Linked DNA regions of Homo sapiens: region 2 is linked to region 1. Evidence: read pairs that join two places in POLR2A ChIA-PET (ENCODE). Cell type or tissue: B cell. All regions are shown on one strand. Links, peaks and the distances in the headings refer to the core of each region. The heading gives the core; the rest is flanking DNA.

Region 1 (16,455 bases), core at 4,614-12,613:
TAGACAGAGACCTCACTTTCATTCTGAATTCCAGACTTACCTATAATTTAGGATGAGCAAAGGAACAATTTTTGTAGAGACCATAGCCAGCTAGGGTAACTGGAGCACCAGAAAGTGGTCAGAGACCACACCACACTGCCTTTTTCAATTAAGCAGTCAATGCAGGGAGAAGTTTGCATCCCATGTGGGAAGGGGCTTCTGGGATCTGGAACCTTAATTCTCCCCATCCTGATTGTAAGCTTAGCCACGTGAAAAAACCTAAAGCAGCTCCCTTCTGCTTCTGGCCAGTACACATGGAAAGCTCTCCAAAACTTTTGACTCAAATACAGCTGCAACATCCTGCTCAATATACTTTACCTACGCTAGGCCTCCGATGCTGTCTTTGCACCACACCTCTTACTGTGGATTTTTTGCACCCTTCCTTCCTTTCCTGTCTTTTATCTAAGGATATGGACTTTGGATCCTCTTTAACCCACACCCACAGCAGCAGGACAGGCACACAACACTCCTTTCCAGGCCAGGCCCTGCCTCATCTGCTCCTGGGAGGAATCTACTCTTGCTGACCTGAGTGGTGAGACCTCATCCCACACTAAGTCCCAGCCCCAACTCTGGCCTGAGGCCCTTTGTAACAAAGAGGCAGACACTTAAGTTTCCATTAAGTTGTAGGAATTTATTTTAAATAACCTACAGTTGATTAAAAGGGAATTCATGATAAAAATAGAAGATACTTGAGGAAAGATGTGGGAAATGGACTCTGCACACACACTAAACTAACAATGCCTCTAAAACTAATGATTATAGCAAAAAATGTCTTCACATTAAAATTCTGCTTTTTATGTTTTTTTCCATTTTTTACACAATTACAAAAGAAAAAATAAAAGCCCTAAAATCTTGATTATTTTTCCTTTTTTTGGACCAAATACTCATTTTCCTCTAAGTTTATTGACCTGTGAAACTTTTTATACAATAAAATCTTTCAAGTGAAAGATTAGGGTTAAAAAGAAAAAGATGGATATCTTAAAGGGTACAGCGAATGCTCAGAACAAAGGATGATGGGAAAATGGTTTCAGTCACTGATTATTTCATTATCCTTAGATTCACTCGCCCTTCATCCCTCCCCAACCCCAATCTACACGATCTTTAAGATCAAGAAAAAGGTTTAAATATTTTAAAATAATTAAAAAGAAATAAAAATTCACATTTAAAAAGGAACACTCAAGTCAGGAAATATTTTCCCATCATGCTTTTTCTGTGAACAGGTGTCTGAACCAAAACACTGCCAAAGCCACGACTGCTTCAAGTTTAATGAAAATTGATCCCCATGACAATAGAGAGTGACGACTCTAACAGGTGCGCTGGGTTTTTTGTTCTACTTAATTTTAAATTCCTGAAATGGGAGAGAGGGAAGGGAGTTTAGGAATTTATTTCTATTAAAATATAGAAGTTATTGCAAAACCCTAACTGTAAAAACGCACCAATATAATCGGACTTTGCATACAGTAGCTAAGAGAATCCAAACATTTCAGTGAAACAGTGAATTTGCCTGGTAGAACGCTGACAAATTCCCATCCACTTGCCCTCTTGAAAATAAAAACAAAATTCAAAACAAATCATACAGCTAGAATTTTGATATCTGAAATATTTTTAAATAAGTTGTCCATAGGACAACTGGCTCAGCTCTCCCTTATAATATCTCCAGGTTTATCTTTTCGCAAAGATGTTGGTTTGTTAAGACTTGCTGCCTCTCTCCCCCAGGCACGAGGGCAAGTGAGGCTCAGTTTATCCATCTTTCCCAAACCACACTGTTCCTCTTCACAGAACTCTGCCTCTTGAGACTGGCTAAAACTCATAGTCTTCATCAGCCATGTCAATGGCCCAGGCAAACTTCTCCCGCTGGGTTTTGTTGTAAATCTTCTCAATTGGGACACCCCACTTCTTGCACCTGCAAACAAAGGAGAAATAAGGGGGGGATTAGGGTGACTCAGCAATGGCCCATATCTGAGGCCCAGGGTCAGATGTTCCATCTTCTCTTTCACATCTGTCTAGTGAGGATGCAAATTAATAGTGCACCAAGCATGTTCTAAAGGTTTTATGTGATCAACTCATTTAATCTTGGCAGTGATCTCTAAAGTAGGTGCTTCTGCAGATGTACAAGTGAAAAACGTACAGATGAAACTGAGGCAGAGACGTTAGGTAATTTACTGATTTTCTCACACAGCTAGCTGGTAAGTGACCTGAAATTTGAACCCAAGCAGTTTTTCTCCATGTTCTTAACCACTATACTATATTGCCTTTTAAGAGCTAACCAAATCTCTAGCACCAAACAAGGCAAAACGAGCAGAAAGAGGTACAAAAGACCTAGATGGAAACTTTAGCCCGGACTAGCAAGTGCCATAGGGGAGGATATCTCCACCTATGCTCAGAACTTAACAGCTCAAACTAAACATCTTCCATAACAAAGCCACTTGTTTCAGATGTTATGTGACACTGTGTGTGACACACAGAGAAACCTAGTATTTATCTGCTTTTGTTAAAGGTCCCTCTGCCTCTCTGTGTAAGTTGCTCAGATCTGTATTCTCATCTTTATCTCTTGTTCCTACCTTCAACTGCAAAAAAATTCAACGAAAAGTTTTGTTGAAGTGTAGAGATGGATGGGCTCTTTCCTATTCTTCCAGAAGCTAAGAGTTTCCATTCCTGTCCTAAAGTTCCATTAGGAATAGGGATGGCACCTGCCTCTTAAAAATATACACTACAAGGCAGTGTAACAGCACTGACCATTTAGGAGCAACCAGAATGTTGCAATGCATTTACAGACAAGGTTCAGCAACCAGAGTAACTTGTACACAGCTGAAGCCAGAAGTTTCCCCAGAGGACTAAAGTGTGTAGCTTAGGAATGGCATGTGAAGGCCACCAGTGCTCTCGGAACCCCCTCCACCTTTCTTAAGCTAGCAGCAGGAGCTCAAGGAGGGCTCAACACTTACCAAGCCACTGTGATCCTAGGGTCCAGATAATTGAGTTTGGAGGTTCCCAGGGCAATCTGTTTATTTTCCTCTCGGTCTGTGGCTTGAACTTCCAGCTTCATCAACTGTTCCTCCAGTCTCTGAACAGCCTTCTTCTTTGACTCTACTACCCTAGAAGAATAGCAAAGTCCTCAAGAACCAGGCCTGGGCTCTAGACAAGAGCACACTGTACCCATCCTGCCACTTTGAGTCAATAAAAGCCCTAGTATAGAGATTTCCAAAAGACATTTCTCAGAAACCATCGAAAAGCCAGGGCCCCAGGGGCCCTGACAGATGCTGCACACTTTTCTCTACCAGCCCCAACTTTCACAATACCAGGTACATACTTCTTCGTCTTTGCATCCTTCATGACCTTGGCATCAGCCTTAGCACTTTTCAGGTCTCTCCGGGCATCTGCTAGCTGTTCCTTCTTGGCATCAATCTAGGGGAAATAATAGTGGTAAGGTTATGAGCTGTAGAGGAAAAATGGCTCCACCTGAGAAGGTGAAACCAAGATGTTATCTGGACCAGGCTGTCTCTGTCAGTGGTTTGTCAGATAAAAAAAAACAAGGGTGGCTTCATGAAGGCAGGGAGAAGATGCACAAGGACTAGTGAATTCAACTATTTGTTCTTCAGTGATCTGGAAAGAAACAAGGGTTTTACAGGGCAGTAACCTAGGGGCTCAGGGAAAGGAACCCGCTGGGGCTGGGAATCTGGGTGCTGATCTTTCCATCAGAGAACACTCTGCTGTCATACATCTGGGAGGATGGCTACAAATGACAGCTGTTTATCAAATAGATCCTGTGCCAGTTCTTAGCTTTCATTCTAAGAACACTGTAGGAGCTCCTCTTTAGGAAACTGAAGCAGGATACTTGCATCTACTGGGCAACCCCAGCTCGTTCCTCAGATCCCACCAGTACTCTGGGAAGGCGGTGCCAGCTTCTCAAGGAAAATGGATGCACTGAAGAGAGTACTCAAGGGGCTACAAACTGGCAATTAAAAGACACCCAGGAAGCCAAACAGCTCAGCCAGTCTGTCCCAAACCAGGACATGGCAGGGCTTAGCTTTGGCATTCTGTTTTTAAAAGGAGAGCGGTCACCAGGCGCGGTGTCTCACGCCTGTAATCCCAGCACTTTGGGGAGGCTGAGGAGGGCGGATCACAAGGTCAGGAGATCAAGACCATCCTGGCTAACACGGTGAAACCCCGTCTCTACTAAAAATACAAAAAATTAGCCAGGCGTGGTGGTGGGTGCCTGTAGTCCCAGCTACTCGGGAGGCTGAGGCAGTAGAATGGCATGAACCCGGGAGGCAGAGCTTGCAGTGAGCCGAGATCATGCCCCTGCACTCCAGCCTGGGCAACAGAGCGAGACTCCGTCTCAAAAAAAAAGGAGAGAAGTCTGAGGTGGGAAGGACCTTAGTTGTCACTCAATGGATGTGAAAACACTTTTAGCTGTGGAGCTTTTTTCCCCATGTGAACTCTCATGGAATCCATATCTATAAGGGAAGAGACAAGGGCAGTTTCAGCCTTTCTTGCTTGTTAGAATCTTTGAAGCACCCCTGGTGAATCTAAGTTCTTCTCAGATTCCTGCTTAGAGACAGCAGTGGATAACAACATGGAGCTAGAGCCCCTGTCACTGAGCTCACGCTACTCAGAGGGCAGGAGAACCCCATACCTATGGTCATCTATGTGAGGTGAAGACAACCTCTACGGAGTAAATAACATGTCTGACACACACTGGGCTGCTCACTGAACCTGGAATTGTTTGTTGTTAGATACACACAGCCCAAGATTGGAAACAGAGGCCACCATTGTGAGAGGATCACTAAATATGTTTTACTATGAATGGCTTACTTCCAACATCTATGTTGTCCAAAGCCAAACTGAGGGGACTGATTCTATATACAAAAGCATCACAGACACCACTAGCCAGATTCTTTTTAGGATAGAAATGTAGCAAACCATGATCTTTTAACCATTTCTGTGAATGCTAAATTGGCAGGCTATGTCAAATTCTCTCAAAGCATCAAAGACTCCATTGATTCACTTGGCAAACAGGGGCGTGTGTTTGCTTTGTGGGCACACAGGAGAGGAATCCTGGGTTTGGAGGGCTCATCTGGCAGGCAGCCTGGGCTGCCCAAACCCGGTTCCAGAGCGAGAGCAACAAAAGACCTCCTCATGCTCCTGGGAGGGGTTTTCCTGAATTAGGTAAACAGCACCTGAATATTCATGCTTTTATTTCTGGCTTGTAATGATAACATGAGGAGAATAAACAATTCCAGATGACCAGCATTTAACAGAGTGGCAGCAAATGTGAGCTGCTAGGATGGGCCGTCTATAGAGTTCTTTGCCTGCCAATCATATGATCCAAGGAATCAAAGGTCTATGGATGTATACTCATTCACTGTGGACATGTACGTCTCTTCAAGAAAGCCAGATGGCATCTGTAGCATAAATTATAAGTTGTGTGTACCTTTTGAACCAGCTATATTACTCATGGGTACTTATCTTAAGGAAATCTCAACAAATGGAAAATATTCTGGGCCTTAAAATGCAGTCTCATTCCACAGTAGTAGTTCTTAAACTCCAGTTGTACAAGTATAGAATTCCATGAACTTGGATGAGAAAAAATCTATAATTTCAATAACCTCTTTTTGGAACTTATTTATATTTATTTTTAAATTTTTAATACAGACAGGGTCTCACTATGTTGCCCAGGTTGGTCTTGAATTACTCAGCTCAAGTGATTCTCCCACCTCAACCTCCCAAAATGCTGAGATTACAGGTGTGAGCCACTGCACCCAGCTTCTAGCTGAAATTTAGTATTTCTTCTTCAGTTATGAATATGGGGAACAAACCATAGTAATAGCAGCAGCACTTATGACTTTATCATCAATAGATGTTAGACATCTTCATTTCATATTTGAATTGCTGCAGAAATCTTAAAGTATCATTGATATTAATTAATTACTACCTTGAAATTTACTACAGGCCACCTCAAGACCTTAATAAGGAAGCACATCTATTATCGGACTTTAAAATGTATTTTGATAACTGTATTTCAATATAATTTGTTTCCTTTTTAACCCTGTGTATCTGTTCTATAATGAAATATCTGCAAATTCTCACTGTGGACCACCATGTTAGGATGAATTAGTTATGAAGTCACTGCTAACACAAAAATGTTCATCATCAAATGTTAAGTGCCTTATGGTTTAAAAGCTCAGTACCAGGCGGAGTTAGGAGGAGGAAAGAGGCTCAGGGACAAGGAATAGCACCTATTTGCACACCAGTCTTTCCCTTTAGGGCAGCAAGTTGTCTGGCACACGGCCAGTATTCAACAGATGTTTGATGATGAACTATATAAAAATATGATTCATGTGGAATGCGTAAAAATAAAAATAGCTATGCTAGGATTTGAAAGACTTTAAATATATAATTGTTTCATCATCTTTTCAATTTGAAACAATCTAATTTGGAAATGGCTGTATTTCTGGGCTGTAGCAAGGAATTATGAAGACTCTCTTTAAATCCACTTTCCTCATGTACAATAAGGACAGTAATTAGCAATTAGAATGTACACCAAAGTTAGTTTTTCAAAATAGGGAGTGGCCAGTATAGAACTTCTATGCGTAGAATAAAGATTTCTTGAATAATGGATACTCTGATATTCAGTATCTTGATCAGAGATTAACTACTATCATATTTCCATTTGTTTATCTTTAGCATAGACCTTCTACAACAGACCCAGCACTGGCCTGCTGATATCTCAGCCCTGAATCCTCTCATTCGCAGATAATCTGCCCACAGCAGACACAGTTCCCTTCATTTTATCCAAGATACCTTAGTTTGCAAGTTCATCATAGACTTCTCAAAAGTTTTTGGTGGTGCCCTCTGATGGTTACAAAGAATTGCAACAGCTCGATTGGCACGGTTATAAGAAAGGATCTTCGCTGGGATGTTCTCATCCGCTGTAAAGAAAGGAACATGGTAGCAAGAGGGTCAGTTTGTACACCAAAAGTGAACACACAGTATGTCTTCCCCCAGTGCCTCGTCCCCATGATTTTGCTGGCTCTTATCTTACTCAGATGATTAATTCAAATTGCCCCCAAGGACTAAGGTCAAAATTTGAGTCAACAGTCTTAAGAAAATGATAGTAGGAAGTTTATATGTAAGCTTGGCCTGGGTAAATTCCTATCACAAGAGGAACTCTGAGTCTAGGTAATATAATAAAATCTACACCTTTCTTTTTACTCAGGGAACTTGGCTAGGGACCCTTCATCTCCTTGCTTCCTCCCCACCCATATGCTCATCATAGGTGCTGCTGATATTACTATGGTTTGTTGCCCATATTCATAAGTTCTATACTGGCCACTTCCTACCTCCCCACCTCTCCACCCAATGTAGCCAGAACAGAACGAGGAATTGAAGGGACGTTAAAAGTTTAAAAATTTTGGCCGGGCGCGGTGGCTCACACCTGTAATCCCAGCACTTTGGGAGGCCGAGGCGGGCGGATCACAAGGTCAGGAGATCGAGACCATCCTGGCTAACACGGTGAACCCTGTCTCTACTAAAAATACAAAAAATTAGCCGGGCGACATGGCGGGCACCTGTAGTCCCAGCTACTCGGGAGGCTGAGGCAGGAGAATGGCGTGAACCCCAGGAGGCGGAGCTTGCAGTGAGCCGAGATCGCGCCACTGCACTCCAACCTGGGTGACAGCAAGACTCCGTCTCAAAAAAAAAAAAAAAAAAAAAAAAATTAAGCCACAGTTGGTAGTATTATTATGGTTATTATTATTATTTTAGAGATAGCGTCTCACCCTGTCACCCAAGCTGGAGTGCGGTGGTATGGTCGTAGCTCATTACAGCCCTAAACTCCTGGGCTCAGCCTCCCAGGTAGCTGGGATGACAGGTGCACACCGCCACACCTGCCTAATTTTTAGAAATTTTAGTAGAGACAAGGTCTCACTACATTGCCCAGGCTGGTCTGGAACTCCTGGGTTCAAGTGATTCTCCTGCCTCGGCTACCCAAGTGTTGGGATTACAGGTGTGAGCCACTGCACATGGCCTGGTAGTATCTTATTTAAAAAGAAAAATTAAAAATGCCATCCAAAAAAATTGTTTTTATTTGTATAGTGTGGCATTCTTTATACCACCTTAAAATACTGACCCTCAACATACCTACCTCTGGCTTTTCTGGTTCATATTCTAAGGCCATCTGATGTATTTACAGAGGGCAGTGGAAATTCAATAGTGACTGGGCTCCAGGAAAAAAAAAGCCCGTGGATCTTGGTGATAATATTCTAAAAATCAGCTATAGAAAGTATCTACTCTCTTATGGGAAAAAAATGACAGAAACCTCAAGGAAAGGACTTGTTCCTGTATTTTTCTGGTAACCATGACAACTTTACTCTCTCCAATTTAACAGAACATCACAGCACTGTCTTCACTCTGTGGGCTTTTAAGTAATATATGTATAAAACACAAATGCAGGCATTTTTGTAGCAGGTGAAAAGCTGTCAGCATTCCATGAAATTAATCTTGAAGTTGGGGTGGGAAGGGGGAAACAGCATTGATCCTATGTTTATACAACAAAGCATTATCTCGCTACTAGAGGTCTAAAGGGAAAAAGTGTCTGACCACAATGGTAGGGAAAAAAAGTAGAACTGACTCTAGGCCTTAGATAAGCAAGGTCACCGGATACCATTAGTAGGGGTGTGGGCCCTATCTGGCCAAGCAATACTTACGGGCTGTCAGTTCTTTTAGCTGCTGCTGTAGCGTGATGGAGGCATTGTATGTACGGAATACCTTGGCTGTCAAGCCCTCCATGAGATCCTGAAGATGCTTATTCAGAATACCAGTCTGGAGGAGACAAAGCAACAGATTTAGGTCAAAGCTATACTACCTGCTCCTTCTGGCAGCCCTAGGAGTAATTTATGCCAGTGCAGTCACAATCTTGTCAAGTTTATTGCCCTACAAGTGGGAAGTTAGGGAAAGAGGAAAAGAATTCCAGAATACAGGGTTACATGATGCCTCTCTATGAAGTATTTCAATCTTTGTGTGTGTGTATGACAGGGTCTCACTCTGACACCCAGCCTGGAGTGCAGTGGTACAATCTCGGTTCACTGCTGCCTCCACCTCCCGGGCTCATGCAATCCTTCTGAGGCTCCTAAGCAGCTGGGACTACAGGTGTGGACTACCACACCTGGATAATGGTTTTGCCATGTTGCCCAGGCTGGTCTCAAACTCCTGACCTCAAGGGATCTGCCCTACTTGACCTCTCAAAGTGCTGGGATAACAGGCGTAAGCCACCAAGCCTGGCCCAGGTTGGTGGGCTTAACAAACCAATAAAGCAAATTTTTCCTTCCCTATTAAGATATCAGGGACAGGTTTTGGGTCTCCAGCAGGGGTGGCTGGGCATTCAGTGAAGGGAAAGCTCTGCAGGAGCAGGGAAGGATAAAAGGTAGGGCTCATCTACCCCCCACCCTGAGTGCTTTAGCAGTTGTTCTGCAGCAGATGTGTCTTCTCTTGACTACAGATTCACCGTGGACTCAGAGGGAGGAAGAGAGAGTGTATGGGATGCCACAGAGCAGGCCAGGCTAAAGGGAGAGCCCAAGTCATCTGCCAGCAACCCTCCCCTTTAGGTACTGTGAGGCTCTGGCTGGGACTCCCTTCAACATTGTGTGCTTCATCTACTCACATTGAGTCTATCAAAAAGATCATCCTCGGGCTGCTTGTTCTCCATAAATAGTTGTAGGTTCTTAAAAACCTAAAAGATATAAGTGAATCCTAATTATTACTCTTGAAAAAAATCCTAACTTTAGAAATAACCCCAAACTTAAAGAAACTTGCAAAGAAAAAGGCACAAGGAACACGCATACATCCGTCACCGAGATTCACTGTTAACATTTTACCCCATTCATCATTTGCACAGTGTGCATGTATGCTCACTCTCTCCATGTGTATATTTACAGATATATATACATAATTGTTTGTTCTGAGCCATTTATAAGCACTTACTTATAATATGGTCCTAAAGTACATTTATAAGTACTTACTTATAATATGGTCCTAAAGTACATTTATAAGTACTTACTTATAATATGGTCCTAAACATTTCAGTGTGTATGTTCTAAAAATAGATATTCCCTTACATTTACACAGTATCAGCTTCAAAAATTTACATTGATACATACTGTTATCTAATCTGTCCAGAGTACTTCCACAGCCAGCAAAACCTGATTACTGATTATGGTGTCCTTATGAGAAGAGGTGTCTTTATAAGAAGAGGACTGCTGGTGGGCTGGATTATTAGGATCCTGCACACTGTAAGTCTCTGGTTCAAGCCCAATACTATGGAAAAGATTAGGTTGGGACTACAGAGCTATAGTACCCTCTTCAGTGATGGGCTCAGAGATCTGGGGACTAACATTAACCTTTCACTCAGTCAGGAGTTGGAGAAAGGCTGAGCAAAGATGAAAAGTGACAAATGTACCACATGACCAGGGGATACTAAGATATAGTTAAATCATATGCTGAGTTTGCTCTAAGGGCCTATTCTACAGCATGCTCCATTGAATACTGCTATAGGAGAAGGCCACTCCTTACCAGGAAGGTAGCACAGGGCGGAACAGTGACTAAAAGGAGGTACACAAGATATCAAATAATACCTCTCCCCTCTTTCAAGTCATTTATTTTTATTTATTTTAATATGAGAGGCAAGGTCTCACTATTTTGCCCAGGCTGGAGTACAGTGGCTATTCACAGGTGTGATCACAGCACACTACAGCCTCAAACTTTTGGTCTCCAGTGATCCTCCTGTCTCAGCCTTCTGAATAGCTGGGTCTACAGGCATGTGCCATGTTGCCTGTCTCAAGTCACTTTTGCTGGTGCCCAGCAAAGTGCAAAGCACACAAAAAAGCAGTCAACCCATGCTTGTTGAATAATGGAAAACAAGTCAGACAGTACAGGTACATTAACTTACTCGTTTCTCAACAGGGACCTTGTTATAGTATCTGATGGAGTCCTTCCCGAGGAAGTCAAACTCTACCACATATTCCTGACCATCCAACTCTGGGTGTAGATTGATGTGCTCCACACGAAGTGAGCAGCAGCCCACAGTGTCCGCTGTTTCTCCTTCCTCCTTTTCATTGCCTGCTCTCAGAGCAAGCTGCCCAGGAAAGAAAGAAAAGATGAGCATGAATGGAAGAGACATGATCCTTACACAATTTCGTTCTGTGTTTTTTTTTTTTTTTTTTTTGAGACAGTCTCGCTCTGTCGCCAGGCTAGAGTGCAATGGCGCAATTTTGGCTCACTGCAAGCTCCGTCTCCCGGGTTCATGCCATTCTCCTGCCTCAGCCTCCGAAGTAGCTGGGACTACAGGCGCCCGCCACCACGCCAATTTTTATTTTTTTTTTTTTTTTTGTATTTTTAGTAGAGATGGGGTTTCACCACATTGGCCAGGATGGTCTCTTGACCTCGTGTTCCACCTGCCTTGGCCTCCCAAAGTGCTGGGATTACAGGCGTGAGCCACTGCGCCCAGCCTTTTGACCCTTATGCAATTTCTAGGCATCCAAAACAGAAGCCTCCCAATTCTGTTTGAAGCCACAGCATCAGTCAGCATGGCCTGGGAACTCTGGATTCTGCAGTGTTACTTCCTCCCCCACTCACTATGAAATCTATAGGGATGTTAAATATTCATGCTCCTTTTCTTTCTATTCTGTCCTCTGAAATAGGGATGGAGAAAAGGAAAAAAAAAATTAAATAAGGCAGCAAATGAGGGAGTGCTGCTACTCTGGGCAATCAAACTCAAAAAGCTAGTGTGAATTTTGAGACAATTCAGAACTTATGTTAAAATACAAGACTGGGGGAAAAACATGAACTTTTTTTTCTTCTCGTGAGTACCAAGAAATTGATCTCCTCTAGAGCGTGGTCTTTAAAACTATATAATGGTGATACCTGCATGGTTTATTTAAACAATTTTATAAGTTATAACCAACTTTCTAAAGGAATGAAATAGAGTTAAAAAAAGATCAGAATCTACTGCTCACAGTAAGGCTAAGCATTGTTTTGTGCAACTTTTGATTCAGTTTTACATACAAATATATGTATGTTGAGTTGTGATATACAGTATGTGGCACAGGGCCTGGGGCAGAGCAGAAACTCCCTTTGTTAAGCTCAACACTAGACAATGCCGATGGGAAGATGCTCTCACCTTGTCGATGAAGTACAGGGCTACAGCTCTCTGCCGGACTTTCATCTCTTTGGACTTCCAGTCTTCTCGATACTGGTTCCGGATCTTGTCCACACATTTTTTCAGCCGCCGAGCAGTCTCGTATTTCTGCCAGTCCTTCTCACCCTGTAAAGACCCAAACCCAAATGTAGATTACTTTGGGACAGTGTAGTAAAGACAGACTTTGAATATAGCCAGGCAAGGTGGCGCAAGCCTATAATCCCAGCTAGCTAATAGGGAGGCTAAGACACAAGAATTGCTTGAACGCAGGAGGCAGAGGTTGCAGTGAGCCAAGATCACGCCACTGCACTCCACCATGGGTGACAAAGCAAGACTTTGAACAAAAGAGCAGGAACTTGACCTTAAGCAAACGTAAAAAAGAATAGTACTGAAGAGAGAGTTTGGCACATTTAACCTGTTAAGAATGCACATTGTCCCATCTCACTGCCAAGCACAACTGACTTCTAAGGCTTTCCCAGAAGAAAGTTTCTAGCTCTAATTCTCTAAAATGTTTATGTTCCTGGGAAAAACCCACATGGGATGTCCCAAAAACTAACTTCTGTCAACACAAAGCACATAATCACCCCCATTCCCACATCAATTTCACAGCCTTGCTGCCAACTCTGTGACCCAATAGCAGTTTTCTACCAGGACTGAATTCCATTAAATCTAAGTGAATTCCATTAAATTACAGTGTGGTGGAGCTGTCAAAGAAGCAGAACCAAAGACTACAACATGTAATTACTAAGGACACAATGACTTCCAGGAACAGCCATAATTATTCACCATTTTCTAACTTCTGCATTTAAAAGCATTTCTTGATGAGATTGAGAGAAACTATGTTTCTGGGAAGCCTTTAAAAAAATAAGAGCTTTTGGTGGAAGGGTTAAAAGTTGATTCTAAACCCAATGAAGGGTTACTAAAACCATGTGAAAACTGAATCTAAACAATAGTGAAGAAGACTTCTGCTACCAAGCTGAATGAAAATAGACTCACAAGCAAGAGCCAATTATGACAAGTGAGAAGGGGAAAAAAATTCAAGAAATCCAGAAGCAGGGAATTACATAAAACAGCATAAAACAGACTAGATGACATAAACATAGAGAAGGAATTTAAGAATCCAAGAATCTCTGCTCTTAATTTCCCCACCCGCAACAAAGGAAAGTGGTAGTGATTTCTGCCCACACATGCCTGGTTCCTGACTATGACGTGGACCCGTGGTCCTTGAGACATAAGACCTGTGGTGAAGATAACCAGCCTTTCAGCCTGGGCAACAGAGCATGACCCTATCAAAAAAAAAAAAAAGGGGGCGGGGGGTGGGGTGGGGGCGCAACCAGCCTTCTGGGTGTGCAGAAGCATGAGATACCTAGAGCAAGAATGTCTTCCACTTCTCAATCCTAAAAGTACTCAGAAATTAAAAGCTTACACAGTTAAGCTAAGGAGTCATCTGCACTCTCACATCATGTGTACCAGTGTTATGCACTTGTTTGGCTACAAGAGTTTCAGTAACTACCTGCTATCATGGGTGGGTGATTTAGTAGTTGGTGACACAGAAAAAATACCTAAGTCTTAGTACATTTTGACATTTAACAGGGTGAATAAGAAAAGGTGAGATATAAGCTGTCCTCATGCACAAGTCAGTAGTAAATCTCCATGACAACTGTTCTTACACATGCACGGAAAAATTGGACACAAAAGGCTCACCTTCAACAGTAGAGTACCCAACTCTGGAGTGGCCTCTTTCCCCTCACTCTAGTGCACATGGACTACCAAAGCCTGTCTCAAAGTCCCCTAGGGTTACGTTTGCTCAGTTCCTTAGTCACACCACTGGAATGTAAGGTAGGAGTCAGGTAAACGAGATTTAGAAAAACCCAACCCGCACGTCATTCACAGGATACTACCAGACCAACTTTTCTTCACAGGCTGGCTGGGCTTCTGCACCAAGGATCTAGGATTCTCTCAAATAAGCTGAGATGGAGGTGGAGGCAGAAGCCACCCCGCTTAGATCCAGCAGGAGATGGCTGGCCTCCAAGAAGTATGCTTGTCCCTGCAGTGTTCAATGCCCTGAACAAGCTTTCTTGACTACTTTTAGAAAATAAACTATCCACCTAGGTCTTCCAGGCAAGGTCTCACAAAACCATCTCAAGAAGACAAGGAATCCACTGGAGAAGGCTGCCTTTGACCACCTCTCCTCTTTCCCTAATTCAATCACACTTCAGTAATGGGTAAAAATCTAATTTAACTGATTGTAGATGACATTCTTTGGATGACTTTTTAAAACTAGTAGGCCCACTATATTGTCTCTCTAATATAGCTGCTATCCATTCAGCAGAGTGGTTGGGTGGAATCAGGATCTGGATTCAAGATTACAAAGTTGGGGGTGAGAAGGCAAATTGGATTCTGTTTTCTAGTAACTTTCTCAGACGTTTGTAATGGGGAAGAGGACATTTGCCAGTATTCTTACATGACTATTTCCCTTCTCAGTCAATTTCCACCAAGCAACCACTGATCCTTCAATCTGATTACTATCATCATGGATAAATTTTGCCTAGTCTAGATTATATAAATAGAATCATACAATATAGACTCCTCTGTCTGCCTTTTTAACTTTTTTTTTTCCCTCTGAGACAGCGTCTCGCTCTGTCACCAGGCTGGAGTACAGTGATGCAATCTCGGCTCAGTGCAACCTCTACCCCTCAGGTTCAAGCGATTCCCATGTCTCAGCCTCCTGAATAGCTGAGATTACAGGTGTGCGCCACCCTCGGCTAATTTTTGTATTTTTTTGTAGAGACGGTGTTTCGCCATGTTGGCCAGGCTGGTCTCGAACTCCTGACCTGAAGTGATCCACCCGCCTTGGCCTCCCAGAGTGCTTGGATTACAGGCATGCACCAACCGCACCTGGCCCTTAACCATGTTTTTAAGATTCATCCATGTTGTTGAATACATAAGTAGTTCCCTTCTTAACTGCTGATAAATATAGTATATTCTATGACTATACCATAATGTGTTATCTATTCTGGGATGTTTCCAGTTTTGCACTCTTATGAATAGAGCACTGCTATGAACATTCTTGTACAAGTTTTTTCATGGATAAATGTTTTTATTTCACTTGAGGTAAAAATACCTAGAACTGGAATTCGTATCTCCCTGTGGTTAAATCTTCACTCCACTGATAATTAGTGATGTCGAGCACTCTTTCATTTGCTTATTTATTGACCATTCCTGTATCTTCTTTTGTATAGTATATGTTCAAGTCTTTTGCTCTTTTTATTATGCGGATGGGATGTCTGTTTTTTTATTATGGAGCTACAGGAATTCTTTGTATAGTCTGGATATAAGCCCTTTCAGATAAACATGTTGCAAATATTTTCTTTTAGTCTGTAAATTCTGTATTTATTTTAGCAGTGTCTTTTGTTGAACATAAATTTTTAATTTTAATGAAGTCCATTTAGTCAATTGTTTCTCTTGTTGGTGTTTTTCTGTCCTAAGGAATCTACTCTAAGGTCATATTCAACCATGATATCACCTACAAGCTTTAATATTTTAGTCTTCACACTTAGGTCTATGTTAGTCTTACTAATAAATAGATTTAAAACGTTTTGAATTTTATACCAAGATGCCAGGCTCAGAATATATATATATTTTTAATGAGCTTGTGTCTTATTTTCTCTAATAGAACTCACCAAAATGAGAGCTTCCCAAGATGAATATTGTAAAGATACTTTCCTTCACATTTAGCCCTTTAATCCCTAGGTGGTTACATATAAAAGGTTGTAAGCACATACATTTTTGGAACCCCACAGAATTCTAGACTCTAAAGAGAAAAAAGGCAGAAGTGTGTATTTGGCACTGAGAGTATTTTAACAGGACTAAACGCAATACGATGTCAACATTGATCCTAAAGTTTGCTGTACTGCATTTGAAAGAAAAATCATGATGATAAATTCTGTTTGTAAGGTTAAGGCTGGTTTGAAAAAACCTGAATTTTACTAAGGGCTACTTTCCCTGGGTTGTGAGAGCAGGTAATGCTTCCAAACTTGGCAGTGGATTGTACTTAGCAGTGAGTACCCATAAGCAGCCTTTTTGTAAACTCCTAGATTATGCAGGATAAGAAACTCCTGGGTTATCTGGAATCAGAGTTTCTTTGGTTGAAACTGCAGGTTCCAGAAGGCTAGCTGTCATTCCAATGCTATTTCAGATCCTACGGGCACCAGGCACAGAGTGGG
Region 2 (16,455 bases), core at 5,176-13,175, 130 kb after region 1:
AGAAATGTCTATTCAGGTCTTTTTTCCACTTTAAAATTGGACTATTTGGTTTGTTTTTTGTTTTTGTTTTTGTTTATTGCTATTGAGTTGTCTGAGTTACTTATATATTCTGGATATTAACCAGATGTATAGTTTGCAAATATTTTCTCCCACTCTGTGTGTTATCTCTTCATGCGTTGTTTTTTTGTGCAGAAGCTTTTCAGTTTGATGTAATTCCATTTGTCTATGTTTGCTTTTGATGCCTGTACTTTATTTTTGAGACAGAGTCTTGTTCTGTCGTCCAGGCTGGAGTGCAGTGGTGTGCTCTCAGCTCACTGCAACCGCCACCTTCCGAGTTCGAGCGATTTTCCTGCCTCAACCTTCTGAGAGTAGCTGGGACTACAAGTGTATGTCACTACCACCAGCTAGTTTTTGTATTTTTAGCAAAGACAGGTTTTCGCCATGTTGGCCAGGCTGGTCTCGAACTCCGGACCTCACGTGATCCGCCCACCTTGGCCTCCCAAAGTTCTGGGATTACAGGCATGAGCCACTGCACCCAGCCTATGCCTGTGCTTTTGAGGGCTTATCTAAAAAACCCTTGTCCAAAACAATGTCAAAAAATGTGTCCCCATGTTTTCTTCTAGTAGAGTTTCATAGTTTTGGATCTTAGATCTAAGTGTTTAATCCATTTTGAGTTGATTTTTGTATATGGTGAAAGGTAGGGGTCTAGTTTAATTTTTTTGCATATAAATACCCAATTTTCCTGGCACCATGTATTGATGACACTGTCCTTTCCCCCGATGTGTGTTGTTTGCACCTTTGTTGAAAAATGAGTTGGCTGTAGTTGTAGGGATTTATTTCTGTTCTCTCTATTCTGTTTCATTGGTCTATACATCTGTTTCTAAGTAGTTTGAAGTACTAGCCAATGTATTTCTTTTTTTGTATAATGCCTTTTATCTTATCACATTTCTCTGGTTCCTTTGGCCTTGGAGGTGGTTTTTATAGCAGAAGTGCAGAAAGTATGAAAATAAGCAAATATTAGCTTTTTCTCCTCTTTAGTATGGGAAATTTTAAGCATTTACAAAAGTAAAGAGAATAATGTAATGAACCCTTACATACTCATCACCCAACTTAAAGTGATCAACTTATGGGTAAACTTTTTTTTTGAGACGGAGTCTTGCTCTGTCGCCCAGGCTGGAGTGCAGTGGTGCGATCTCAGCTCACTGCAAACTCCGCCTCCCGGGTTCATGCCATTCTCCTGCCTCAGTCTCCTGAGTAGCTGGGACTACAGGCGCCCCCCCACCATGCCCAGCTAATTTTTTTTTTTTTTGTATTTTTAGTAGAGACGGGGTTTCACCATGTTAGCCAGGATGGTCTCGATCTCATGACCTCATGATCCACCTGCCTCGGCCTCCCAAAGTGCTGGGATTACAGGTGTAAGCCACCGCGCCCGGCCAGATAAACTTCTTTAATTATATGCCCATCTACTCTCTCCTTTATGGAATAATTTCTGTGCAGATCTCAAACATCATATCATTTCATCAGTAAACATTTCTCCATGTCGCTCTAAAAAAGGAACTTTAAACATGTAGCCACAATTATTATTATTACACCAAAAAAAACCAACAACAATTCTTAATATAATCCAATATCCAGTCCATGTTTAAATATACTGAATTGGCCAGGCACGGTGGCTCATGCCTGTAATCCCAGCACTTTGGGAAGCCGAGACGGGAGGATCACTTAAGGTCGGAAGTTCAAGACCAGTCTGGCCAATATGGCGAAACCCTGTCTCTACTAAAAATACAGAAATTAGCCGGGCATGGCGGCATGCACCCGTGGTCTCAGCTACACGGGAGGCAGAGGTTGCAGTGAGCCGAGATGGTGCCACTGCACTCCAGCCTGGGCAACAGAACTACACTCTGTCTCAAAAAAAAAAAAAAAATATATATATATATATATATATGTCTATGTGTGTGTGTGTGTGTGTGTATACCCAATTGTTGCATGTAATGTGTTTATTTGAAACAAGATCCAAACAAGGTCCACACAATCCACTGATTGGTAATAATTAAGTCTCTTTTACCCTTTAGGCTCTCCCTTTCTCTCTTTTTTAAGTGTGGAAGGTGGAATAAGCAGGATTGGAGAGATTTTCCCTTGCTCTGTCTTCAGTTCGTTTATTGAAGAAATAAGAGGCTGGGCAGGGTGGCTCATGCTTGTAATCTCAGCATTTTAGGAGGCTGAGGCTGGTGGATCACTTGAGGTCAGGAGTTCAAGACCAGACTGGTCAACATGGTGAAAACCCGTTGCTACCAAAAAACAAACAAACAAATAAAAACACCACCACAACCAACACCCCCCCCCCCAAACAACAAACAAAAGCAACAACAAAATTAGCCAGGTGTGGTGGCACATGCCTGTAGTCCTAGCTACTTGGGAGGCTGAGGCAGGAGAATCACTTGAACCTGGGAGGTGGAGGTTGTAGTGAGCGGAGATTGCACCACTGCACTCCAGCCTAGGCCACAGAGTGAGACCCTGTCTCAAAAAAAAAAAAAAAAAAAAAAAAAAAATATATATATATATATATATATATATGGCATTTATCTTGTAGAGTCTTCTATCTTCTGGTTTGTGGATTGCATCCCTGTGGTGTCATCTAACACATGAGTCCCCAATCCTTTGTACTGGTCCTCGGCCTGATTCCTAACAGGCCACACAGCAGGAGGTGAGTGGTGGGCCACTGAGCGAAGCTTCATTTGTATTTACAGCTGCTCCCCATCGCTCGAATTACCACCTGAGCTCTGCTTCCTGTCTGATCAGCAGCAGCATTTGATTCTCATAGGAGTGCGAACTCTTGTGAACTGCGCATGTGAGTGATCTAGGTTGCATGCTTCTTATGAGAGTCTAAGTAATGCCTGATGATCTGAGTTAGAACAATTTCATCCTGACCCCTTCCCTTGTCTGTGGAAAAAATAGTCTATGAAAAATCGTCTTCTATGTTTCATCCTGACTCCCTCCCTTGTCTGTGGAAAAACTGTCTTCTAGCCCAAAAATTGTCTTCTACGGCATGGTCCCTAGTGCCAAAAAGGTTGGGGACCGCTGATCTAACACATTCCTCTGACTTCTAGTTCATGTGACTAGTATCTTAATAAAGTCAGGTTAAGTGTTTTTAGCAAGAATGCTTCATAGGTAATATTGTGTACCTATACCAGGAGGCACATTGAGTATATTTGTCTCATTCTGTGCGATTCCTAGGCATTGACGATCATGGCCTAGATCCATTGTTTCCTTAAAGTGTGTAAAGTACAAAATGCAAAATTCAAATTCTTTAGATTTTTTCCTCATTACTTAGCTGAAATAATTCTGTAAGGAGAAATTTTCTCTCACCAATTATTTGGTTACAAGGAGATACGGTTCATACAGAAAAAGTAGAAAAGGTGCTTGATTCTTTCCCTTTATTTACCTATTTTCAAAATAATGAGTTGGTGTCCTAACATGCTCAAAGGGAATCCAGTGAAGTTTTCCTTTTCCCTCCCTCTCTCCCTCCTCTTTCTTTTTTCTTTTTTCTTCCTCTCTTTTTCTTCCTTTCCTTTCCTTTCTTTCCTTCCTTCTCTCTCTTTCTTTCTTTCTTGCTTTCTTTCCTTTCTCTCCCTTCCTTCCTTCCCTCCCTCCCTCCCTTTTCTTTCTTGCTTTCTTAGGTGCTTTATTGAAAAAGAAATTACATAACATAAACTGCTCATTCTTAAAGTATATAATTTGATAATAAGTATCATAAAAAGATTGCTACTGCTGTTACTGTCTTGACTCAAGAATGGCTCCATACCTACTTATTTAAAAAAATTGGCTGGGCACAGTGGCTCATGCCTGTAATCCTAGCACTTTGGGAGGCTGAGGCAGGTGGATCACCTGAGGTCAGGAGTTCGAGACCAGCCTGACCAACATGGTGAAACTCTGTCTGTACTAAATATAAAAATTTAGCTGGGTGTGGTGGCGCATGCCTGTAATCCCAGCTACTTGGGAGGCCGAGGCAGGAGAATTGCTTGAACCTAGGAGGCAGAAATTGCAGTGAGCCAAGATTGCACCATTGCACTCCAGGCTGGGCAACAAGAATGAAACTCCAGCTCAGAAAAAAAATTCAGAAAAACAAGGAAAATATAGCAAATAAGTTGCCTGTAATTGACACATAATAGTTGTGCATATTTATGGGGTACAGTATGATATTTCAATACATGTGTACAATGTGTAACGATCAAATCAGGATAATTAGCCAATCTATCACTTCTCTTTTTTTGAGTATCATTATAAACTTATGGATTTTGAATCTGTTTTATTTTAGATCCTACTGATGCTTCAATTGCCTCATCTTTGGTCAACAAGAGCCTCTTCAAGACATTGGCTTCTGAGCCCTTTTGACATGACACTATAGCTTTATTGCTTTCTGGAATGAAAAAGTCTTCTTGGTTCATCTTGTATATTTTTTGCTCCAGACCTTGAATCAGCTATTTCTCCTAGGAGCCCTGGTTCTTTTGTGGGAAATGGTATTTTGATATTGCAACCTTTTCTCTAGGGGTGCTCATAGTTATTGCAGTGGTAATTGTTTCTAGGCCTTTTTAGTGGGTAGAGCTAGAGAAAAAAAGTTTTAAGAGATCTTGAGTTCATACTGATATTTTAAATTTCAATTTAGGGTATAGCATTTTTATTTCTTTTATGTTTATATTTTTTCTTATGCTGAAAATGTTGGTTTTAGTGGCAATAATATTAGATTTATTTGCTTTATCTTATAATGTATAAAATAACAATTTATATTAATAATATGATTATGGAAAACATTTTAAGATTAAAAACTGGTCAGGTATGGCAGGTCACGCCTGTAATCCCAGCACTTTGGGAGGCCGAGGGGGGCGGATCACCTGAGGTTGGGAGTTCGAGACCAGCCTGACAAACATGGAAAAACCCCGTCTCTACTAAAAATACAAAAAAAATTAGCCAGGTATGGTGGCACGTGCCCGTAATCCCAGCTACTCGGGAGGCTGAGGCAGGAGAATCACTTGAACCTGGGAGGCAGAGGCTGTGGTGAACTGAGATCGCACCATTGCACTCTAGCCTGGGCAACAAGAGCGAAACTCCATCTAAAAAAAAAAAAAAAATTAAAAACTTTAATTTTTTTGGCAGTTCCTCTTGTCCTTTGGGTATATCCTGATGGGAATGTACAAATTACTATGTTTAAAGTCATTTGAAATAATTCTTCTCTGAGCACTTATACCATCAATTTAATACATAGTTTGATACATTCATTTCATTTTGCTTTCATTTTAGGGGTTACTTTATTTAAAATTCCATTTTGTTTTAATGATTATGTGGAACATTTACATCGTTCCATAGCCAAATCTTCAAAATAAGTATATTCAGGTAACTCTAGCTTCTATACTTGTTCTTTGTACTCTGATGTCTTCCTTTCTCATCGAGAGTCATTTTTTAAAAAGTTCTTTTCTTTTATTTAAAAAATATAAGCAAATATATATATTGATTTCCCCTCTTTTGTACATAAATGCTAGCAGCCATACACTTTTCTTCTTTTACTTAACTATATATATATAATATATGTATATACATTTTATATTTTATTTATTATTTATTTATTGAGACAGGGTCTTGCCCTGTTGCGCAGACGGGTGTGCAGTGTTGTGAACATGGCTCACTGCAGCCTCAATCCCCTGGGCTCAAGCAATCTGGCCACCTCAACCGTTTGAACAGCTGGGGCCACAGGCGTGCACTACCACGCCTGGCTAATTTTCCTTCAATTTTTTTTTTTTTGCAGAGACAAGGTTTCACTAGGTTGGCCAGGTTGGTTTTGAACCCCTGGGTTCAAGTGATCCTCCTGTCTCAGGCTTCTGAAGTGCTGGGATTATAGGCATGAGCCACCATGCCCAGCCTAGCAATATATTCTGAAGATCACTCTACTACAGTATACAAAGATAGCTCTCATTCCATTTTATGGCTTCATAGTATTCCACTGTGTAAATATATCATAATTTATTCACATAATCCCCTGTTGATGGATGTTTGGGTAGTTTCTAGCCCCTTGTTATTACAATGAGTGCTGTAACAAAGAGGCTTGTGTCAGACATTTGCCAGAGTATTTTTGGGATTGACTCATGGAAGTTGTATTGCTAAGTAAATGCATCTGTAATACTGGCTTTTGAGATCCTAGCCCAAGAATGCTTTCTTTTTTATTAGTTATTTTTTAAATAGCAAAATCTATCAAAACTCTTTTCACTGTAAATTGACAATTTATAGCTGTATAAATTTGTGAGGTACAAAGTGATGTTATAATGTATGAATACAATGTGGAAGAATTAAGTCAAGCTAGTTAACACATCCACAGCCTCAATAAGAATACTATCTGTGTGAGCTTTTTTCACACTACCTCTCTGTGCCTCAGTTTCTGATCTGCAAAATGGGGATAATAACAGTATTTACCTCAGGGAGTTGTTGGGAAGACTATATGGGCTAGTTGTTTTAAAGTGTTTAGAATAGACTGGGCATGGTGGCTCATGCCTGTAATCCCAGCACTTTGGGAGGCCAAGGTGGGCGGATCACTTGATGTCAGGAGTTCGAGACCAGCCTGGCCAACATAGTGAGACCCCTGTCTCTATTAAAAATGTAAAAATTAGGGCCAGGCATGGTGGCGCATGCCTGTAATCCCAGCACTTTGGGAGGCTGAGGTAGGCAGATTGTCTGAGCTTGGGAGTTCAAGACCACCTTGGGCAACAGGGTGAAACCTTGTCTCTGCTAAAAAAAATACAAAAAATTAGCTGGACATGGTGGCGGGCACCTGTAGTCCTAGCTACTTGGGAGGCTGAGGCAGGAGAATTGCTTGAACCCAGAAGGCGGAGGTTGCAGTGAGCCAAGATCACACCACCGCACTCCAGCCTGGGCGACAGAGGGAGACCCTGTCTCCAAAAAAAAAAGAAAAAAAAAAGAAAAGAAAAATTAGCCAGGCATAGTGGTGGGTGCCTATAATCCCAGCTACTTGGAAGGCTGAGGCAGGAGAATCACTTGAAGCCAGGAGGTGGAGGTTGCAGTGAGCTGAGATGGTGCCACTGCTCTCCAGCCTGTGCAACAGAGTGAGACTCCATCTCAGTAAATAAATAAATAAATAAATAAATAAATAAATAAATAAAGTGCTTAGAATTTTCCTGGTACATGGAAAATGTTCAATAAATGTTAGCTGCTTTTATTTTTATTAGCAAAGGGATAGAAAGTATGGGAATATGTGGACAGGTGGAACAGTAGAGTTAGATGCTGCTATAAGTTTTTAAGAAGGGATTCTGGAGCTCTTCCTACTGCCCCTGCAGGAAAGGGAAGAATCGAAGAACCCAGAAATGAAGTTTGAAGATTAAATGAATAGGACAAGGACTGATAGTTTAATCCTAGCATAGACAGTGGGCCCTAAGGCTCCAAATGCCCCTCTTCCCAATGCTTGAGTGCTGGCTACACACTCTGACCTGTCTAGAGACTTAGATGCACTCTGGAGGAAGAGAGGGAGGAAGCAGTCACTTGACCACATTTAACCTGAACTTATTTACAGTAAATCTCTGCCATTAGGTTGGATGGGCACTTGGGATAGAAATGAAATTCAGTTATACAAAAATAAGTTACTTTATATATTCATTTTACATGAGCTTATGGCCTATGAAATTCAACTCGTTACAATATAATTATTGACTGATAGCCTGAGGCACAAGAGGAGGGTGTGAAAGAATGGAAGGAGTGGGAGGGAATAAAAGAAATATTGGAAGGCAGCTCTTTGTTCACCTTACACATGGGGCTAGAGCTCTGATGTCCAATATGGTAGCCACTAGCTACATGAGTCCGATGACTACCAAATTGGAAAACCTAGCTATAGAAATTTTCAGCATTGCACTGTTCTATTGGACAGTGCTGGGAATGTTGATTGGCCGTGCATAGTGGGTGGCAGAGTGTAAACCCTGGTGCTGGAGGTCCATCCTGATATCCTCATTTTTGGTTCCCAATAAATGGGCTCAAACTGGTCCTCTGAAGGTCCTGGACAGCTGCTCACATCCACACGGCCATCCAAGTCTGTGTCTCAGGCTTCTGCTCCTTCCTCCTTCCTCTAGGGAGTAGCTGCCTGCAGCTCTAGCTCTTTATCCCCTTTCTTACAACCTGCTCCTCCAAAGTCATGCCCAGACTCATGTCCTGGGTCTCCTTCCCAGGCTCTCAGGAGGCTTCAGTCAAGCTGGTCTATTCGTTCTCTGTCATCTGCCTAGACTGAATTAAGGTAGCTGGCAGGCTCCCTGTAGTTGGAGGCAGACAGGGCACCCCCAGTTAGTTCCTCCTTACTCTCTGCTGGCTCATATTTCCTGTTTTTAATAGCTAGGTCCCTGGGCCTATCAAGGGGTGATACAAGGCCTGTCTCTTCCCTCCCCCACCATGCTTACTTTGAAAAGGGGGAAGTGGAACTGCTCAGTGTTCATGAGCTGGGCTAATAGCACCTTCTGTCATGCAGCCCTCCCAGCCCTGAAACCTCCAGCTCTCAGTCCTACTCAGGTTCCCACACCCACCCCACAAAAAGCCTTGTCTGAGGCTTCCTCCAGAATTGCAAGGTCTGGGGAGCTGGGTGCCACAGACCCAGAGGAAGTTTCCCTGCTCTGTTCTGTTTGTTTCTGTAGAGATGATGTGAACACCTCACTGCTATCCAAGTTTCATTCAATGAATATTTGTTGGTCATCTGGGCCTGACCCTGAGATCACCAGGGTCTACAAGGCAGATGAAAGCCCTGCTCCTTAGACATCTGCCCTAGTCGGGGAGACAGACAACAAAGAAGAAAAATGGGATCCTGGTTGAGGAGTTGGTGGGGGGCAGATTCTAATATTGGAGGTTCTTTTGGGTTGGAGGGAGCTGGGCGTGCTAGGCAGGGACAAGATGGAAAGGAGAAAGGAGGTGTATGCCTGACTGTGAGCTCCATTAAGCCAGGGACTGTGCCCTATTTGCCTTCCATTGATTCCTCAGTGATTCCTTCCATTGATTCCATTGATTCCTCCTCAGAGCGGGAGCTCATGAAGCACTGAATGAATGACCGACCAGTGCTGCTGAGATAGGCGCAAAGCTGGGGGCTTCTGAGCTGGACTTGCCTCTGTGGTCCCCATGGCTGCCCTTGTTGCATGGGGCCTGGACCCCAGCCCCAGCCCAGCCAGCTTTGCTGCCACTTGGATTCATTCTCTGCAGTTTCCAAGTCTTTCCCTGAGCTATGGCCTCCAACCTATCCCAGCTCAGGGCCGGTACGTGTCTAGGCAGCTCTATCCAGCTCTTTCCTCACTTGGCAATTTGTGAAGTGGAGACATCAAGTGGTCAGATCCTGGAACGGCAGCAGTCGAGCTGTGGACACAGAGCAAAGGCTCCCGAGCCCTCCTGCCAGGCAGAGCCCTGATGCAGCGATGATTAGTACTGGATCCACACAGAACCTTATCCTGGCTGAGCCCAGATTCCAGCCATAGAACGAACTCTAATCCTGGTCACAGACTGAGACCTCCAACTCCTAATTAGGGGTCTAAGAGGGGTACTCCTAAACAATTCCCCTAATTTTACATTTGTACTGTAATGAACTGATACAACTTTAAAAACTTTTTTTTGGAAGGTTCACATATATTCAGAATTTTCCATTCTAAACATATCCATGCAACCAATGCTCATTGCTGGCAATCCCAGACACCTTCATCTTCATACTTCCTTCTACTCGCTACCTCCCCAAGGGTAACAACTTCTATATATTTGAAATCATACTGTATATTCTTTTCTTTTTTTTGAGACAGGGTCTCATTCTGTCACCTAGGCTGGAGTGCAGTGGTATGATCTTGGCTCACTGCAACCTCTGCCTCCCAGGTTCAAGTGATTCTCGTGCCTGAGTAGCTGGGACTACATGTGTGCGCCACCACGCCCAGCTAATTTTTTGTATTTTTAGTGGAGACAGGGTTTCCATCATGTTGGCCACGCTGTGTATATTCTTTTCGGTGTCTGGCTTCTTCTGCCCAATGTCATGTTGGTGAAATTCATCCACATTGATATGCGTCCTTGTTGATTGGTTATACTTGGTGTGCACAGTCAGCCCCCCGTATCCATGGATTCTGCATCCATGGATTCAACCAGCCACAGATTAAAAACATTTTTAAAAAAGTTGCATCTATACTGAACATGTAGACTTTTTTCTTGTCATTCTTTTTTTTTTTTTTGAGACGGAGTCTTACTCTTTCACCCAGGCTAGAGTGCAGTAGTGCAATCTTGGGTCACTGCAACATCCACCTCCCAGGTTTGGGTGATTCTTCTGCCTCAGCCTCCCAGTGAGCTGGGATTACAGGCATCTGCCACCATGCCTGGCTAATTTTTGTATTTTTAGTATAGACAGGGTTTCACCATGTTGGCCAGGCTGGTCTTGAACTCCTGACCTCAGGTGACCTGCCTGCCTTGGCCTCCCAAAGTTGCTGGGATTACAGGCATAATCCACCACCCCCAGCCCTTGTCATTCTTTTCTTTTCTTTCTTTCTTTCTTCTTTTTTTTTTTTTTTTTTTGAGACAGAGTCCTGTTCTGTCACCCAGGCTGGAGTGCAGTGGTGCATCTCGGCTCACTGCAAGCTCTGCCTCCCGGGTTCGCCATTCTCCTGCCTCAGCCTCCCGAGTAGCTGGGATTACAGGAGCCCGCCACCACGCCCAGCTAATTTTTTCTATTTTTAGTAGAGACAGGGTTTCACTGTGTTAGCCAGGATGGTCTCGATCTCCTGACCTCGTGATCCGTCCGCCTCGGCCTCCGAAAGTGCTGGCATGAGCCACTGCACCCGGCATGAGCCACTGCACCCGGCCCATTATTTTCTTAAAACACAGTATAACAACTATTTACATAGCATTTACATTGTATTAGGTATTATAAGCAATCTAGAGATGATTTAAAGTTTATGGGAGGATGTGCATAGGTTATATTCAAATACAACACCATTTTATGTAAAAAACTTGAGAATTCCTGAATTTTTGTATCTGTGGGAGTCCCGGAATCAATCCCCCATGGATATTGAGGGATAGCTGTATTTTACTGTGTGAATTTATACTGCAACTTAGTTATCTATTCTATTGTCAATGAGCATTTGGGTACTTCCATTTGAAGGTTATTGTAAGTAGTGCTGCCATGGATTTTGTAGCATATGTCATTTGGTGAACAGAGCTTAGGCATCTCTGTACCTAGAAGTGGAATTGCTGGGTTATGGGTTTTGTATTGATTTAGCTTCATTAGTTGCTAATAAATAGTTTTCCGAAGTAGTTATACCGATTTACATGCCCCACTCAGGGTATGCCAATTCCAGTTGTTCCATACCATTACAGTATTCATTCTAGACTTTTTGTCTTTTCTACTGTAGACTTTCTGGATGATGTGTACTGATGATATCACTCTTGGATGGGCCTGCAATGCAGATGAGCTTATGTGCAGATGTATTGATTTTATTATTAATAAATGGAAGGGATTTTAATGGAACTGGCCCTGCTATCTTATAATTGACACTGAAAAGGGATCCAGCTCAACATTTCTAAAACCCAAATAAAAGATTTTAGTCATTTAAGCAAAAATTTGTAAATCTCTCAAATTCATAAACTCATAAGGGACTCCTTCTATCACTTAACTGCTTATTCTTAGTAACTCTTTTTTTTTTTTTTTTTTTTTGTTGGAGACAGGGTCTCACTCTGTCGCCTAGGCTGGAGCTCAATGGCAGTCTCAGCTCACTGCAGCCTCTGCCTCATGGGCTCAAGTGATTCTCCATCCTCAGCCTCCCGAGTAGCTGGGATTACAGGCATATGCCACCACGCCTGGCTGATTTTTGTATTTTTAGTAGAGATGGGGTTTCACTATGTTGGCCAGGCTGGTCTTGAACTCCTGACCTCAAGCGATCCACCCACCTTAGCCTTCCCAAGTGCTGAGATTTCAGGCATGAGCCACTGTGCCCAGCCAAAAACTCTTATCTGATCAGACATTTTGTTGCACTTAAGCTTGGAAGATTCAATAGGAAGTAATTTTTTTGCTAAATTGGGATTTAGCATTATTTGTTTTATATCTATGTGTATATATATATATATATATATATATATACATGAGTAATATACAAGAGTATACTAGTGTACTACTCTTGTAGCATATGTCCATTGGTGAACATAGGTAGGCATTTCTGTGCCTAGAAGTGTGTATATACCTACACATACATTTATATTATATTCACACACACACACACACACACACACACACACAGAGTATTAATTGAAGAGAGTTATAAGACACAGCTTTAGGAAACTAGTTGCTGAATTTTGTCTTGATCTTGCTGAGCACAGTGTTTGTTTATTTGGCCCAAAGAAGCAATGGCCCAGGGACCATTTTGGGGAGCTGCCTTCTAGATCTGCAGAAAGTATAAAATGGTTCCAAGCAAAGAAACACTGGAGTTCCCGGGGTTCCAGATCCACCTTCCACATCAGAGTCCCAATTCCCACTTTACCTGACTTGTTGGCACTGTGTCTGGGCTCCGAGGCATGGAGACCATGCAGGATGGATGAGGCAGAAATGACCAGGAGACTCTCCAGCTGCCAGTGTGCAGAAGCCTCCACAACTGGCAACCAATCAAGTATCATACTTGTAAAACAATTCTTTTTTTTTCTGAGACAGAGTTTCACCCTTGTTGCCGAGGCTGGAGTGCAGTGGTCTGATCTCGGCTCACTGCAACCTCCACCTTCCGATTTCAAGCAATTCTCCTGCCTCAGCCTCACAAGTAGCTGGGATTACAGGCGCCTGCCACCATGCCTGGCTAATTTTTGTATTTTTAGTAGAGACGGGGTTTCACCATGTTGGCCAGGCTGGTTTCGAACTCTTGACCTTGTAATCCACCTGCCTCAGCCTCCTGAAGTGCTGGGATTACAGGTGTGAGCCACCGCACCTGGCCAAAACAATTATTTTAGCTAAAAGTCATACATTTTCTCTTATTTAAATGACAGGCTGATTTTTGTCTCTGCTTACAGGAAACACATACCTTGGAAGTGGTCAACCTTCATAGTCTGAAGGAGGAAGTGGTCAAATACCAAGATCAGAACCTGGTCTATTAATCACTAGGCAGGAGTGTGTAGAGGAAGACAGACTGGGGAATGGAGACCCTGCTAGGGACCACATCAAACCCAGGTTACAATCAAACATTGGTACCTGAAAGCTGTTCTGTCTCCACCTGGAGACTTTTCACTTCTTTGCTCTGGACAGGCTTGGCTGATCCCAGCATTTAACAACATTTAACTGCATTTAACTCTCAAAGGCAATCTTGTCACCCTCATTTCTATTTCATCTCAAGGACTAACAATTTCAAGAGTAAAAAGTAAAAAATAGGGGGATGAAGAAACAGGGACAAAGGGGAAATGGGAGAAGAAAGCTAAGAGCAATCAAGGGAGAGGTTAGTGCAAGCAATGCAGTTTATAGACTCCTAGGTAGTTGGAAACCATGGGCCACAAATCTGACTCTGAGCTTCCTAGCAGCCATTGTGAAAAGGGAAATGTAATCCATCACATGATTCATAAAGCTTGTCAGGTAAAAAGCAGAACAGTTTCCCCCCAGAGAAAATGCCTATTCCTATTATTAAGATTTGGAAGAAATTTCTTCTGGGGCACACAGAGAGACACAGTGCCAGCAAGTCAGTTAAAGTGGGAATTGGGGCTCTGATGTGGAAGGTGGATCTGGAACCCCGGGAAGTCCAGTGTTTCTTTGCTTGGAACCATTTTATACTTTCTGCAGATCTAGAAGGCAGCTCCCCAAAATGGTCCCTGGGCCATTGCTTCTTTGGGCCATCTCAGGAGGTAAAGAAATGGCCTTTTGAATCACAAGTGAGCAAGGAGGTAAGAAGTCTTTCGTGGCCTGGGTTACTCCCAGCAGGTGAAGCTGGATACTGGCTGCTGTCTTTTACCCTGGACCCCGGATGGGCAACACAGGTGAATAATATCTTGCTCAGTCTGGAAAGACCCAAAGAGATAATTCACCCCTTTCCTTTATCTTCTGATGGGACATTTTGCCAAAATTCTTTCTGGACTTAGAAATGTTTTTTTGGCTCCAGAGTCCCTCTCTTGGGAGAGCAGAGGGCAGGAGATTCACAGCATCTTAAGAGTTTATAACACTAGGCCCCTGGGGCAGGCAGAAGCTTGGCCCCCAAAGATATTTTGCATCAAAACTCCCGGAACCTGCAAACACTTTAACCTTAACATGGCCCAAGGGACTTTGCAGACATGATTAAGCTAATGATCTTGAGACGGGAAGATGATCCTGGATTATCTGGCTGGGCCCAGTGTAATCACAAGGTCCTTATAAGAGGAAGGCAGGATGAAAGTCAGAGAAAGAGACGTGATGATAGAGTCAGAGGTCAAGGCTCGGCATGGTAGCTCATGCCAGTAATCTCAGCACTTTGGAGGCTGAGGCAGGTGGGTTGCTTCAGTCCAGGAGTTTGAGACCAGCCTGGGCAAAACAGAGAGATCCTGTCTGTACAAAAAATACAAAAAGTTAGCTGGGTGTGGTGGTGCATGCCTGAAGTCCAGCTACTTGGGAGGCTGAGGTGGGAGGATCACACGGGCCCGGGAAGCCAAGACTTCAGTGAGCCGTGATTGCGCCACTGCACTCCAGCCTGGGTGACAGAGTGAGATCCTGTCTCAACAACAACAACAACAACAACAAAAAGTAGAATCAAAGGTTAGAGTGATTCAATGGCTGGCTTGAAGATGGATAAGGGCCACAAGTCTATGGAATGTGGGCGGCCTTTAGAAGCTGGAAGAGGCAAGGAACACATTTTACCCTAGAGCCTCCAGGAAGAATGCGGCTCTGTGGAAACCTTGATTTTTCGCCCTGTTCTGACTTGCAGGACTGTAAAATACTATGTATTGTTTAAGTGGTTAAGTTGTTACAGCAGCAATGGGAACTGAATACAACCCCCCAACACATACACACACACACACACACACACACTCCACATTTGAAATATGCCTTGTGGACTTGTCCTCATCTAGCCAAATATATCCAGCTATATAGGGAAAAGTCATGTCTGGTGGGCTGGGGTTTGGTCATTCAGAGCCCAGAGCTGCCAGAGCCTGTCCAGGCACATTCCGAGGAGAGAGGGTTGTAGCCAACAGACTTCCAGTATCTCTACAGCTGCTGGTCAGGGTGGCCCCGTGGAATTTATTTGGCTCCCCCAATCTGATGCCATTGAACATCCACTTTTTCTGGCTCTGAATCCAGGGCTGCTCATGGGGAGAGAATGCACTGCTCTGGCCAGTGATAAAATGCTGGTCCCTGCTGCTCGCTGCGCATTCACCTCAGCCTGTGCACTGATAGCAATAGCAACATGTGTTGAGAACTTACTCTGTGCCAACACTTTGCATGGGGGATCTCATGGAATTCTTACCAGGACTTCGTGCAGCTGGCTCTGCTTGACCATAGGCTGTCAGTGTGACCTTCAGAATGACCAGCAAGGCCTGAGATTTGGTTGCCCATTTGCAGCTCTGTGCTGAGAAGGCCTCAGGGTGCCAGCATGAGTACCCTTGGGGAGTAACACCTCCATTTCGTCTTAGTTCAGGCTGCTATAACAGAATACCACATACTCGGTGGCTGAAATAACAGAATTTTATTTATCATGGTTTTGGAGGCTGAGATGTCCAAGTTCAAGGTGCTGGAAGATTCAGTATCTGGTGGGGACACTCTTCTTGCTTTGCAGAGGGCTGTGTTCTTGTTGTATCCTCACATGGTAGAGAGGGGGAGATCTAGCTATTGATTGATTGAAAGAGAGAGAGAGAGGTCTCTCTTACGTTTCTTCTCTTTTTATTATTTTTTCTTTTTTTCTTTCTTTCTTTTTTTCCTTTTATGTTTCTTCTTAAAAGGGAACTAATCCCATTCATGAGAGCCCCACCTTCATGACGTAATCACCTCTCAAAGGTCTCACCTCTTAATACCATCCCATTAGGGATTAGGCTTCAACATATTAATTTTGGGGAGGACACAAACATTCAGTCCATAGTAACTTTGATCTTTCTCTTTCTTGATTTCTGTAGTTAGAATTCCTGAAAGCTGCCTTGACTCCTCCTGGAACAATGTGGGACATAAATAAACAAATAGATGGTAACTAAAAAATCTGACTGCTGGGTGGACACAAACTGGTCCTCTAATCCTAACTTCATACTAAATTTTTGCGTGATTCTCCCCTTGATCTCTGACCCTGGTCCTACACTGACCCCTAATCCCACATGGAGTGGGACAACCTACTCTCAGTTTACATGAATAGCTTATTGCGGGATTGGTATGTGCCAGGCGCTGGTCTAAGTGTTTTACATTTATTCATGGATTTAATCTTCCCAATGGCCCTAGGGATAGGCATGATTATAACTTCTGTTTTAGAATGAATGATTATATAGTAT

The links. ChIA-PET counts read pairs that join two places held together with the same protein. Peaks named below come from ENCODE experiments on the same cell type or tissue, not always from the same donor. Only the 100,000 strongest peaks of a DNase experiment are listed, where the experiment ranks them.
Region 2: POLR2A ChIA-PET joins it to region 1 with 10 read pairs; 7 of 35 experiments call an interaction of 5 or more read pairs at or near these places.

Annotation. Positions count from the first base shown.
Region 1 is chr20:41,108,682-41,125,136 of GRCh38, reverse strand. It overlaps TOP1 (DNA topoisomerase I), which reads right to left. Exons shown (of 21, transcript NM_003286.4): 14 at 12,212-12,355; 15 at 10,982-11,167; 16 at 9,698-9,766; 17 at 8,745-8,859; 18 at 6,841-6,968; 19 at 3,347-3,441; 20 at 2,982-3,131; 21 at 650-1,942. The coding sequence ends at 1,840. The region is part of intron 4 of PLCG1-AS1 (PLCG1 antisense RNA 1); the gene reads left to right. Among named protein-coding and RNA genes, the nearest start is that of PLCG1, 21 kb to the left of the region's middle. RefSeq lists a silencer at 13,661-13,740. In B cell, for the core only: no CTCF peak of the experiment used is centred there; no DNase peak of the experiment used is centred there.
Region 2 is chr20:40,983,601-41,000,055 of GRCh38, reverse strand. All of the region lies in intron 1 of LOC100128988 (a long non-coding RNA gene), which reads right to left. LOC105372621 (a long non-coding RNA gene) reads left to right here. Exons shown (of 2, transcript XR_936724.4): 2 at 4,316-4,442. Among named protein-coding and RNA genes, the nearest start is that of TOP1, 37 kb to the left of the region's middle. RefSeq lists enhancers at 2,471-3,045, 8,912-8,961, 8,982-9,141, 9,202-9,291. In B cell, for the core only: CTCF peaks have their summits at 9,118 and 9,320; DNase peaks (open chromatin) are centred at 8,415 and 9,325; H3K4me3 peaks cover 866 bases; H3K27ac peaks cover 1,275 bases.